Regions from separate parts of the Homo sapiens genome. Here region 1 is linked to region 2. The links are chromatin contacts, found by Hi-C or POLR2A ChIA-PET in ENCODE. All regions are on one chromosome and are shown on one strand. The core of a region is the stretch at or near the end of the contact, and the rest is flanking DNA. Distances in the headings are between cores, read along the strand shown. Region 1 holds the start of LINC01725 (long intergenic non-protein coding RNA 1725). Region 2 overlaps LINC01725 (long intergenic non-protein coding RNA 1725).

What was found. A loop is a pair of places that touch in the nucleus more often than their neighbours do. ChIA-PET counts read pairs that join two places held with the same protein, here RNA polymerase II (POLR2A). Pooled maps may share reads with other maps.
Region 1: a loop to region 2 is called in a map with no recorded cell type, with 4 times the contacts of the local background. The contact joins the promoter of LINC01725 here to the enhancer-like site in region 2. A Hi-C loop is called at or near these places in 3 of 37 single-sample maps with no recorded cell type and 9 of 50 pooled maps. POLR2A ChIA-PET finds 5 or more read pairs at or near these places in 1 of 52 experiments (Panc1).

What each region holds. Positions count from the first base shown.
Region 1 is chr1:83,859,663-83,862,556 of GRCh38, reverse strand. It overlaps LINC01725 (long intergenic non-protein coding RNA 1725), which reads left to right and starts at 1,561. Exons shown (of 3, transcript NR_119375.1): 1 at 1,561-1,738. It overlaps LOC101927560 (a long non-coding RNA gene), which reads left to right and starts at 2,011. Exons shown (of 3, transcript NR_119374.1): 1 at 2,011-2,149. RefSeq lists silencers at 1,473-1,602, 1,703-1,882.
Region 2 is chr1:83,691,715-83,694,701 of GRCh38, reverse strand. The region is part of intron 2 of LINC01725 (long intergenic non-protein coding RNA 1725); the gene reads left to right. Among named protein-coding and RNA genes, the nearest start is that of LINC01725, 170 kb to the left of the region's middle. RefSeq lists enhancers at 1,360-1,895, 1,896-2,430. Within about 2 kb of position 1,626, at least 7 of the 41 ENCODE cell types and tissues checked have a DNase peak (open chromatin) inside an H3K27ac peak, as active enhancers do.

The DNA.
Region 1 (2,894 bases), core at 312-2,811, 170 kb before region 2:
AATGTGAATTCAGAAAACCACTTAGTCCTTAGGCTAAAAATAGGTAGATCATCAAAACCTAATATCATTTTAGTCCAAATTGATATTTGTTTAGTAAATCTTCTACATCATAATGGGAGAAGTACAAAGGGAAACTCAAATTTGGGGGAGAAATTGAGGGGAGTTTTAAAAATAAGCAAATTTAGCTAATTCCATTCTGTTTGACTCTCCCCAAACTGGAGTCAGACTTGTCTTGAAACAAAGAATAAGTAGATACCTCAGAAATTAGCTTGATTTCATATTTTAGCCTCAGGTTTTTCAGTCAAATAATACTTCTATTTGCTTTTTGAATTCTTGTTTTTTCCTGACCATTTCTCAGTTTCTAAATTTCATCTCATTCAGCTTCACTTTTTCCCAGTGAAGCACTGCCACGTTACTTTCATTCTAAAGGTGCTGGGTAAATCTTGTCTATTTTTTGGTTATTTTAATGAAAATATTTTCTTATATTTATAAGAAAAAGCAAAGGCAGATTGTGCTTCTACATTATTTACATTTATTTACATATTATTTAAATTTTTTTCTTAGCAAATTGGCCCACAGACAGTGTCCTGTTTTTCTGAGCAGTAGGTAAATAATGACAACTTCTGTAAGTTCTGTGGCTACTCAGAATCTCTTGAGAATATATGTCCTGCTAAACTGCAAGAGGGCCACTTCCGGACCTGAAATGGTCTAAGAAATGTTGATCATGCTTCTTCCCACACGTGCTAGAAATTTCCACGCAGTTTGCAGATCCAGCCTAGGTACTTGTTAGATGGGTGATTACAAATTTCTTACGGGCTGTGTAGCACCATCACACTTTGCCAAGTAATCTCCAAGCTTTGGGAAAATAAAACAAAGCTCCTTACAAACACTGGATTCTCTCCTTTCCTTACTTCTTTAGCGTCCTACTTATCCTCTACTTTATTGTCTCTTTTTCATATGTAATAGAACATACACTGCAATAGGAAGCTGAAGATGTGGGTTCCCATCATAGTTCCATCCTGGTTCTTTTATCGACTAGCTGAGTGGAATAGGGTTGCCAACTTTGTCTATCTGAGAGTTTTGTTGTGAGGAAAATAACAAGCACTAGTTTTTGGAGTAAAGTATAATTTCCTCATTGCATATTAAACCCAACTCACCCGATTGTCAGAAAGATTCTATCTAGTTTGTGATTCTAAGTCGGGGGGGGGGGGTGGTTAGCGTTGAGTTTCAGGTTCTATAAGAACGGGACTAAGGAAACTCATTACCAGGTGGTAATCATCTTCATCTATTCAATAACACCGTTTGGTGTACACACTAAATTGTGGCACTGGAGACTCACATAGAACTGAAGTAACTCACCAGTTCCTAGAGGCAGGTGGGCACGTAGGGAGAGAGAGGCAGCGGCGCCTTCCAGGCGCTCTCCCTGGTACAGAGGCGGCGGGGGCCAGGGCTGTCAGGACACCCAGGCCCACGTGCCAGGCTCCGGCTCACCTGCCCGAGGGCAGAGCGGGAAGCTCCGCCCCTCGCGGAACCCCGGCCTGTGCGCAGTTCCCGTGCCCTAGGAGTTGGCGGCGGGGCCCAGCCGAGGTATAAGTTCCACAGCTTCACCCTTGTCGGTGTGATATGGGCGTGAAAGAAGACATAAAACAGGCTTCCCGAGTAGAACCTGCCACCCCGGGCTGGTGGGGACGCGGCACCAGGCCGGGCCGGGGGAAGCCGCTCGGACAGTGGTCCTTGGGTGAGCGCCTTCTTCGGGGCCCATGGGCCAGGCCAGTGCGGCCCGGGACGCCCCGGACCACCTGGGGAAGAACCGCCCGGGCCGGCCTTTGGCTGTCCCAGGCAGCGGCTGGAGCCCGAGTGGGCCCTGGCGGGATCTGGGACGGGGAGGGTCTGCGGCGCAGCCAGGAGGCCTGGGAAGTCCCGAGGTGGGTAGAGAAGGGCCGCGAGGGGGCGCTGAGACGGCGAGTGGCCGGGCCTGGGAGTGACAGTTGTCAGGAGAGCAGTCAGGACACCGTTGCTCAGAGTCCAGGCCGGTTAGGACCAGAGCCTACCCCGGGTGGCATGGTGATGATCCAGATTCAGGAGACATGTCTGAGAAAGGATCGTTCAGACTTTTTGACCTATTTTACATGAGGAATAAAGGATAGAGGTCAGGAAAGTTGTCCAAAAATTTTTTTCATTGTTGTTAAAAAGTTCATTTAGTGTAAAACAGGCAATTATCTGTGCGTTTAATATGCAGGCTAAGGTTGTTTCTTTCAGGCTTTCTTTCTTTGTGGCATGTAATTTCTATTTAACAAATGTATGTTGAGTGTCAGCTGTGTGTCAATTGCTATGCTAGATAACAGAGAAACAAATTATTAATAACATCCTCACTTTCCATGAGTTCAAATTCTAGTACAGGAAAAAGTCATCTAAATAATTCTAATGAAATGTCATAAGGCTAAATAACAAAGGTATATGTAAGGAATTCTATCAAATGTTCTATTAACTATTAGCATGGAACAATTAAGGGACTAGCTCTGGTTTCCAGATGGAATGGCCCTTATGGACATCAGGCATAATGGGTCATTTGCTTAACAGAAGGCAGAATTTCATATCTAATATTTTAGGTTATAAATAAGGGCATATAGTAGAAAGAGGCAAAAAGAAAAAAAAAGACAACGTACCTCCAAAACCCAGCTAAAACCTCTCTCTTTAGAAAGGACTCCTGGATTTTCTACAGTTTTATGTTTTATCCAGATGAGAGGTGTGTAATGTAGTCGCTAAGAGGCTGGACTCAGGAGCTAAACTGCCAGAGTTTACATCCCAGCTGCACCACTTACTAATGGGCTGACCTTGTATAAGTTGCTTAATACCTTGTTTCTCATTTTGCTTATCTGTGAAATGGGGATGAT
Region 2 (2,987 bases), core at 377-2,876:
TTCTGTGCCTTTCAACCAGTCCCTCCCTCCACAGAATCAGATGGGAACTTCCTTGGAGGTGAACTGCTTCTCAGCCTTCTCTGGTAGCCCTGTGCAGGCACAGGGAGATTCTCCTATGCCTGGCTCCACTGAGCTGAATAGCCCTGTGGATGCTACACCCCTCTCAACCTCCAGAGCAGCTCTTGCTTAGTGAAGAGTGCCCTAAAAAATACCATTTAAAGCCTTAATATATGAAGTGCCTTCTCTCAGAGCTGAGTTTCCCACTGCCAGATAAGTGCCGCCTTAACTACATTTTTGTGAAGTAGCTGCAGTGGCACTCAATAGCTGATTATGTTAATCCTTTAGGAATATTCGAGAAAATATCTGCCTCTTCTTCCTATAGGAGAGGAATCAAGATTTGATGCAGGTATCAAACACCTCACAGGCCTTCTAACTTATATGTTTGCAGTGTGCCAAATATTATATTTTCACTTTTCAATATTGTACATTTTTTCCTGCTTTGCTCCCATCCTCTGTAGTGCACACAAAGATTTCCTTAGTCACGAAGGATTAAGTAATTCACCTCTGAAAAATCCTTTTAAAGCATTGGTGTCTGTCTTGAAAATTGCTTCCCCTCCCTGTCTAAAAAAAAAAAAAAAAACGGAACAAAGAACCGTGTTAATCTTTTGATAACTGACTCTATTTTTTACCGGAATTTCTTTTGTGATTATTTAATACGTCTCTAGTTAATTTCAAACAGTTTCCGTTTTCAGCACACATCCCTAATCAGAGACAAGTTGTCCAAGCAGCAGGGCTGGGGAGGGCTGTTTTGGCGGAAACAAAACCCTAACACAATAATGAATACAGCCCAAGCACACTGTTCAAAAATGAAATTGGCATTATTTATTTTGACAAAGAGACAAATGTACTGGTAGCTTCATTTACCACACAGAGCTCTTACAGAAAGTCTGTTCGAAAGAGACAGATAACTTCCCACTCTGATGGGCATATCAGTAGGAATTTTATTTGTGTCTTCCTGTAAATGCAGGAGAGCTTAGCTATTGATGAGTTTAATTCTACAGGCACCAGCGGTTTGTATTTAGCCTGAGAAATAGCATTAGCGAGTTCATCTGATGGGCCCGATAGGCTTAGCTGTGCTGCGGACAGGCAGGGTACAATGTGATTACACGCTCATTCTGGAATCTCTTCCCCTCCTCACCCCCCCACCCCCCTTCTTTTCACAAATGCAGAGAAATCAACAGATGTACACTACTTCCTTCATTATTCAGGCTAATACTTGCAACTATTGATTCAGTCAGTGCTGTCGAGGTTGTAAAAATCTGTATTAACACATGGGTTAAACGGAAAAATATTTATTTAATGCTTTTGTTTACTCTTCTGCCTGCTTCTGACACTGGGAAACACACAGGGACAGGAGAGGCCCCAGCCGGGCTCTGTGTGGCTTCTCCTTGGGTTAATCACATTTCACACGTCCCCATTTCTGGCAGATGCAGCACCTGACCTCCCCTTTGTCCGTCTCTGGATGAAAGTGTGAGGCTCCATAATTTCCCTCAGGCACAAAAACAGTTTGCTTTCCTGCTGGAGGTGAAAGTGACTCCCAGAGCAGGCACAGCTGGGGCTTTTATCTACCCTTCAGCCAGTGCCGGGTGGCTGAGCTCTTTCACTTTGCATGAAAATAAAGCTGAGATTGGAGCTGCTGAATTTGGCTCTTCACAAAATGGGGGGCAGGGGTGGGGGTGAAAGGAACCTTGGGGGCTTGGTTCACCAAGTAGGAATTAGGTTGGGTGTCAAGCGGGCTGCTTGGGAAGGAGGTGACAAGTGCTCCCGACAGGGACCACGCTGAGCCGCTAAAGCAATTGAAGCCAATGAGACGTTCTTTGCAGGAGTGAAAGTGTGGGCACAGCTGTGAGAGCTGCAGGAACTGCCTTAAGGGTAGGAGGTGGAAGGGACAGGTCTGTGACAGGAACTTGCAGGAGCTCACTTACCACGGGCACTGCTCACCCCAGACAGCTCCGGTGATTTATCTGAGAGGCATTTCCCTCCCCTTTTCCTTCCCCACTGTTTTAAATGCTCAGTAGCTGGCTGACCCTTGCTCTCCATGGGTCTGCCTGCTGTGAAGTCAGTGGCCGTTCTCTGTGGGACTGAAGTCAGCAGATCCATTAGGTTGACTAATGGTGATGGAAAGATCCGTGGCCATTTGGGTTAGGGTAACATTTATGTTTGGACCCTATGATTACTGGCAGGCTACTGGGTTGTTTGGGAAATGTTCTGGGAGCTGGGGCTGTGGAGAACCTGCCTGAAAGAGTGCAGGGATGAGAGGCAAACCATGACAGGGAATGAGCCCAAGTGGCAGCTCATGTTGGAGATGGTGCCGAGTGGCAGCCGCTTGTAGGCACCTGGCAGCAGAAGGCTATGTCCTAAGGTGTTCTACCGACATCTACCAGAGCAGCTGGCGCCTGGTGGAAGGCAGATGGTGTTGGATCCCCCAAGTGTCGCTGTCTAGCAAGATGCCATGTCCACTGATTAAAAATAATTAAACATTCCTTCCTCCGGTGAAGGAGAATGGCACGCACACCAGGCAGGGAGGTTGACAATGGCATTACACAGCAAGACATGGCAGCAGCAGTGAGTGCCCAGGGTAGCAGGTGCGTCTGGCTTGGAGAAGGAGGGGTGGGAGTGGGGGTCCCAGGTTAGCAATGACAGCAGAAAGAGTTAGTGAGGATGCATATGCATGAGAGATGCATGAATGGGATCATGTTGGATGACTTTCTACTGTTCATCCGCGTTTATGGAGAATGTTTTCCAATTTCTGAATGGAAACAATGAATTTTATATTCATGACCCAATCAATATGCACTGATCACCTAATACATGTTTTTATACTAGGTGCCATGGACAGAATACATTAATAGATGGTGTTGTCTATGTCTTCATTGTACTTACTTTAGTTGAATTTAGTCACTTATTTCTCCATACATATGGTTTTT